Regions from separate parts of the Mus musculus genome. Here region 2 is linked to region 1. Evidence: chromatin loops called from intact Hi-C (ENCODE). Cell type or tissue: heart. All regions are shown on one strand. Each heading gives the region's core, and the rest is flanking DNA. Links, peaks and the distances in the headings are about the cores only.

Region 1 (2,904 bases), core at 247-2,746:
ATATATATATATATATATATATGCAGCGTTTCATGCCCGTGGAGGAGCTGGTATATGGTGAAGGCCTGGGGAGAGCATAGAAGGACATTCATGGTTTGTTTCTGTTGCTGGAACAAGGCTGGCTTTGGACACTTGCCAGCTAGGTTGGGAAGGACTCCCATGTCCTTGGTACTGTGCACCATCATGCAGGGTCCCCTCTCTCTATAGTGAGTTCAGTCTTAGTGATGTGAGGGAGCTCATGGAGCCGGCAGACACATGCAGGAGAGGAAGCCAGCGTGGCAGGGCAGTGAGCAGAGTGGACTAGGAGGGTTTCCTTTGTCCACATGTTCAGGACAGTGCCACTGATCCTAGGCGCTAAGGAGACCCAGTGGAATGTGCGCAGAGGGAAGAGGGACTGAGTAGAAAGGGTGACCCCCAGTGCTGCAGCCTTCCTTAGGGTCTCCTAGAGGTTAGAAATGGTCTCGAAACTCCAGGCTGGAATAGGAAAGCCAAGAAAGTCTGGCTTCCTTTGTGGTGTGCTGTTTCTGGATCACCTGTGATCCTCTCTCTTCTTTCTTCTTCTGTGTTGTGTGAGGTGAGTGGTGGGAGGGAACCCAGTCGGTGTACTGTCCGTGTGGGCCCTTTTCCTTCTCAGCCCAACCTTGTGGGGCCTTGGATGTGAACCTCTGGGAAGGTTCCTAGATAAGGAAATGAGTCAGCATAAAAGAATCGAGTCTTTATTTCCTTTTAGTTTCATGAAATTGTTAGTTTCCCCCATAGTGTTAGGGATGGAATTAAATGTTTGACATACTGTAGGCAGGTGCTGTGCTCTTGATCTGTATGTACCCCAGTCACCTGAGTTGTCTAGGTTGGCCTTCAATTCACTCTTCTACGGGGGTGGCCTTGAACTTGTGATCTCCTGCCTCAGCCTCCCGAATAGTTGGATTTACAGGCCTGTGTCACCAGGCCTGGTGGAGCTTTTCATTAGAAGGTCTCTGCAAGGGATCGTGGTTAGGAAGCTGGGTGTGGGGCTCAGCGTATTTTCCTTTGTCATGTCTGTATCAGTTTATTTTGAATATAGTGGATGTGAATGCTTTCTGATGCTGGGAGCTGAACCTAGAGCCTTGACCATGTCAGGCGGGCACTCTAGCTATAAGCTATACTCTCAGCACTTCATATGTGTTGTGCATGCGTGAGAGATAAAGGTCCTAAGGCCTTGGATTTCCTCAGGGCCCTCCAGATAGCATTTGAACATGTTCTTCACAGTGACATTCTAACTATGGCCGTTTTAGGACATCCTGGTAGTGGTTTTCTGTCTCCCTCTGTGACCCTTCTTTTTTGTCTTGCTATGACGAAAACCTCTTAGATTTATTAGCTCCCTTGACTTGGCATTAGTAACCCCCCTCCCCCAAGACTGGAAAGAGCTGTATTCTGGGAAGCCTGTACAGCCCAGAGCCTCTGGTGAGCTCTGAATAGCTCATGGGCTGTGTCTGCAGACAGCGGATCCCAGAAAGGAAAGACAAATAAACTCAGACGGGTGTGAGTCTGCTGGGAAGCCCGGGGGGTGGGGGGGTGGCCTAAGGGAGAATGGGGAAGCAAAGCTGACAGGGAGAGAGGCGCTTTGGGACCTGAGCCATTCTCCAGTCTCTGCTGGCTACTGCCACTCCTTCTTCCATGGAGCTGACCAAAGCTGACCTGGAGATGTTCCCTTGTCAGCCTGAAATGAAATAGAGTTTAGCACCTTTATGCTTCCCCTTAAAAGCTGGCTATGGTCTCATTCTCATTAGTGACGCTGGAAAGAAGAAAGGAATCTGTGTACATGCAGATTCATCATTCAGCAGTGACAGACGCAGTCCCTGCTCCCAGGGAGTCTTCAGGCTGTCTTCTGAGCTGTTGAGATCATGGACAAGCATTTGGGGCATTTTCAAAAGTAATTATGAAGATTGGTACCATCTAAATATGCACGTTGATGCACCAGTTATCTCTTAGTAAAAGTGACACTGTACATTTACTTATTTATATCTGTTTATTTTAGAACTAGCTATTTGACATTTCCTCTGTAGGAAAGGAGCCAAGGGAGAGGTAGTGTGGCCCAAAAAGCTGAGTAGGACTGAGGGTAAGGAAAGCCAGACTCACAGAAGTCATGGCGACAAAAATATAGAAAGGCACAGAACCTGATACCGAGGATGTTGTAACAAGACACTGGGCAACAACCACAAGTGCTAGTGTGTACACACCAAGTGTTTATACATCAGCATACCCATAGTGTGAACAAACCCAAGTGCCAGGACTATTGATGTGCCAGTGTGTACACAGCCAAGAGTGGAACATTCAAAGATACTTTGAAAGAGTTTGCTGATCTAGTGAAGTGGGGAACAGGGATGTCCCTCTATGCAGAGTGCTCTGCATGGACAAAGATAGAGAAAATAAGAGAGCTTGGCTTACTCAGGGACAGGAGTCCTTTGGTCATACTCCATGGGGGTGATTGCTGTAGCAGCCCTAACCCAAAAGCCTGAACCCAAAAGCCCCTGCTGTCATCTGGTTTGTTTTTATAAGAGCCATTTTACGTTCCCAGCAGAATTGGCAGGAGCACAGAAGTCCTTATTCACCTTTGCAGCCCTTGATCAGCCTATGTTTGAGGGAGGCTGGTGACACACTGTTCTCACTCAGAGGCAATTGTTTATGCTAGGGCTCTGGCTTGGTGATGTCCATTCTGAGGGTTTTGACGAATTCATGGTGTGTGTCCACCGTTACAGCCTCATGTGTTTCATTTAGTCAGCCCTCCTTGCTCTCCCTGGCTCTGGCACTGGTCCTTTCACTTCTTTATAGTTTTCCTTTCCTGGAATTCTGTGCACTGTGGGGCCACTTTCACACTGGTTTCATTGACTCAGAGTACAGTTGATTTCCGTTGAATACTGAATAGTA
Region 2 (2,904 bases), core at 144-2,643, 52 kb after region 1:
TCCTAGGTCATGTGCTCACTGTGGCCGAAGCAATTCAATGCCTTGTAAGATACCCTGAGAACATTTTTAGAATTTTGGGGGAGGGGGAGCAGCAAGGATGGTGAGGTCACTGTACTCAGTATGGCTCCTTGTTTCCAGGTGGGAAAAGCGCACGGACCCCCGAGGGAGGTTTTACTACGTGGACCACAACACCCGGACAACCACCTGGCAGCGCCCAACTGCTGAGTACGTGCGCAACTATGAGCAGTGGCAGTCCCAGCGGAACCAGCTGCAGGGGGCCATGCAGCACTTCAGCCAAAGATTCCTCTACCAGGTGAGAGGGGAGAGCCTGCCAAGAGCAGGGTGACTCCTGACCTGTAGTGTTTGCAGCCGCACACAGTGTAGACGGCTTGCTGAGCAGGAGAAAAGGGCCAGAGTGTGCACACAACAGACTTCACTCATCACAGTGAGATTCCTCAAGTTTGTAACTTAGTAACACCTTCTCCTGCCTCTGGTCAGTGCACCACTGTGTCTGAAGCTGGATTTGATGTCGTTCTTGTCATGAGTAGTCTTGGCTCCCAAACCAGGCAGGCCTGTGGCAGCATCCCTCACCCCCCCCCCAGTCTTTATCTAACTTCTCTAATTGTTAAAGATTACTGGCCCAGACAGACTTCAGGCTCTTATGCGCTCTCTACGCAGGACTGGAGGAGTTCTGGTTCACTTCCGCTTGGTCTTTTGGCAGGTTTTCTTTTTGCCCATCTCTCTCATTTTAGCAAGAGCCCAGGGTAGATGTTTGACTTGGGAGGGGGAGCATCTTGAGAGGTACAATTTAAATGCAAAAAAATACAATTTTAGAACCTGGGAGCTGTTTCCGTGACTTAGCTGCAGATGTGGAGGCTCTGCATGGACTGGGAAGTCACCTGTTTCTGTGAAATAGAAGATGTTTTGTACTGAAAAAAGACATAGTGGAATCCCCCCCCCCTTTTTTTTTGGTCTTCTCTAAATGTCTCTGTTGGTTTTCTCCTGCTTTTGGTTTCCCCTCTTGTTTGCTATGGTGCCACGTCCTGGTTACAAGTAAGAAGGCTTGCTTTCATACAGTTATTCTGGGGTTTGGCTTCAGCCCAGGGTTTGACTAGGAAGAGTAGGAACTGATAGAGTGCTAGCACCCCCATCCCGTTCCTTCTCTTGCTGGGCTTAAACTGAGATCTTGTTCTTTGCTGAACTTTGAAGAGCATGAAATACAGTTTTAAACGGGAGTCAGGACATGCAGAGCGCCTGCCTGCCCTTCCTGGGCCTGCCTGTGTGTACCTGCACCTTTGCCACGCTCCCTGGGTTACTGTTCGCTGTAGTCCTGGTGGTTTCTTTTAACTGCCTAAGGCCCTCTGTTGCTCTGAGTTAGCATGCCTATGTTTTTGTTTGCTTTGTACTGTGTTGTGTTCCTGCTGCGGTCCACTGAGGACACCAGCAGTCTACACATGTGTCACTGCACCAGCACCCAGCTCGACCCATGGGCTACTGTTTATGTGGCACCTCTGTCCTCAGTCCACCATGTCCTCCTCTGATGACGTGGAGGAAGCCAGGGTCTACAGTGCAATCCAGGTTGTTCTGTGCTTCCTGCTATGAATACTCAGATTGGACTGTTCAGAAGGAGACTACTCTGTCCCTCCCTCAGCCCTCCGACCACATCCTCAGACACCTGGAGCTTGCTCTGGCCCATCAGGTCCACCCTGCAAACATGATGCTGCCTTCTTCTCTGAACTCTCTGACCTTCCCAGAGTCTTTCCTGCCCTTGGCTGTGCTTGCTAGACATTCTTTATTTCTGAGTTTGTATCTCAAAATATTCCTGGGACTCTGTGCTTAATCCCAGAGGGAGTTGAACTCACATGAGCTTTCTGGCTCACGGCTACACCCTGCGCCTCCAGCCCTGGATATTCCCCAGGGAGGTGTCTCAGCAGTCACATTTGTGTTTCTGATTATGGAGGACCTTGTTTCTCAGAGTTAACTTGCATCCAGGAGCTCCCTTCTGGCATCAGTCAGTCCCCTTGTCCTGTCCGTGTGCCTTTCCATCTCTTCTCTGTAGAACACACTTGAACCCTCGGGAGATGAGGAGAAGGAGCATTTGGTTGCCCACTGAAGGACTTGCTTGGGGTTTTCTGGCCATGATGCAAAGCTTTTATTTATTGTTTTTCCCTCACTTCTGTGTCTCTTCTCTTCTCTTCTCTTCTCTTCTCTTCTCTTCTCTTCTCTTCTCTTCTCTTCTCTTCTCTTCTCATGGCTGGAGAGACAGCTGTGAGTGCTGGGAACTGAACTCTTATAGTTTTTGTTGTGAGCCTAGCCTTTAACAGCTGAGCCATCTCTCCAGCCCACCCTTTCTTTTCTTATGATTTGAGTTGTAAAATGTACCTGAAAGGAAAAACTAACCCCAAAAAAGTCATGTGATCCACTTTAGCTGTAACAGTAAAATCACCATAGGAGTCCAAGGGTCCTGAGTGCTTCTGTTGGGCTCTTCGGTCTCGTCCGTCCCTTCCTTCCTTCTGTCTTTCCTCTCTGGCCTTCCTGCAGGCTGAGGGTATGTGTGATGAGTGGAGCTATAGGGGAACAACTGGAGGGCCACTTAGTGAGGGAGAGCCAACGTCATGATGTTTGGGATAGAAACAACAAAACCAAACTAAAAAGAACAAGGCTAAGCAAAGGGTGTTAGCTGAGCACAGCGTCCACACCTGGAATCCCACGGTTGGGAAGTTGAGTTAAGGAGCTCACATGAGCCTGAGTTTGAACCCAGCCTGAACTATATAGAGAGATTTCATTTCAAGAAAAAAAGAGACTGATGAATAGTTTGGTTCCAAATTCTGTGCCATCAGTAACATTTTGACCTGGTTGCAGAGTGAAGTATAAGGTGAGGAGAAGCTGGCTGAGTCCGTCCCT

Evidence for each region. Peaks named below come from ENCODE experiments on the same cell type or tissue, not always from the same donor. Only the 100,000 strongest peaks of a DNase experiment are listed, where the experiment ranks them.
Region 2: it touches region 1 in a loop (1.8-fold over the local background); 4 of 42 quality-filtered maps call a loop at or near these places.

Annotation. Positions count from the first base shown.
Region 1 is chr8:107,488,601-107,491,504 of GRCm38, forward strand. The region is part of intron 6 of Wwp2 (WW domain containing E3 ubiquitin protein ligase 2); the gene reads left to right. Among named protein-coding and RNA genes, the nearest start is that of Gm51547, 16 kb to the right of the region's middle. In heart, for the core only: no CTCF peak of the experiment used is centred there; a DNase peak (open chromatin) is centred at 1,471; H3K27ac peaks cover 2,046 bases.
Region 2 is chr8:107,540,486-107,543,389 of GRCm38, forward strand. Wwp2 (WW domain containing E3 ubiquitin protein ligase 2) reads left to right here. Exons shown (of 24, transcript NM_025830.4): 10 at 139-313. Among named protein-coding and RNA genes, the nearest start is that of Mir140, 9.3 kb to the right of the region's middle. In heart, for the core only: a CTCF peak has its summit at 1,436; a DNase peak (open chromatin) is centred at 1,886; H3K27ac peaks cover 443 bases.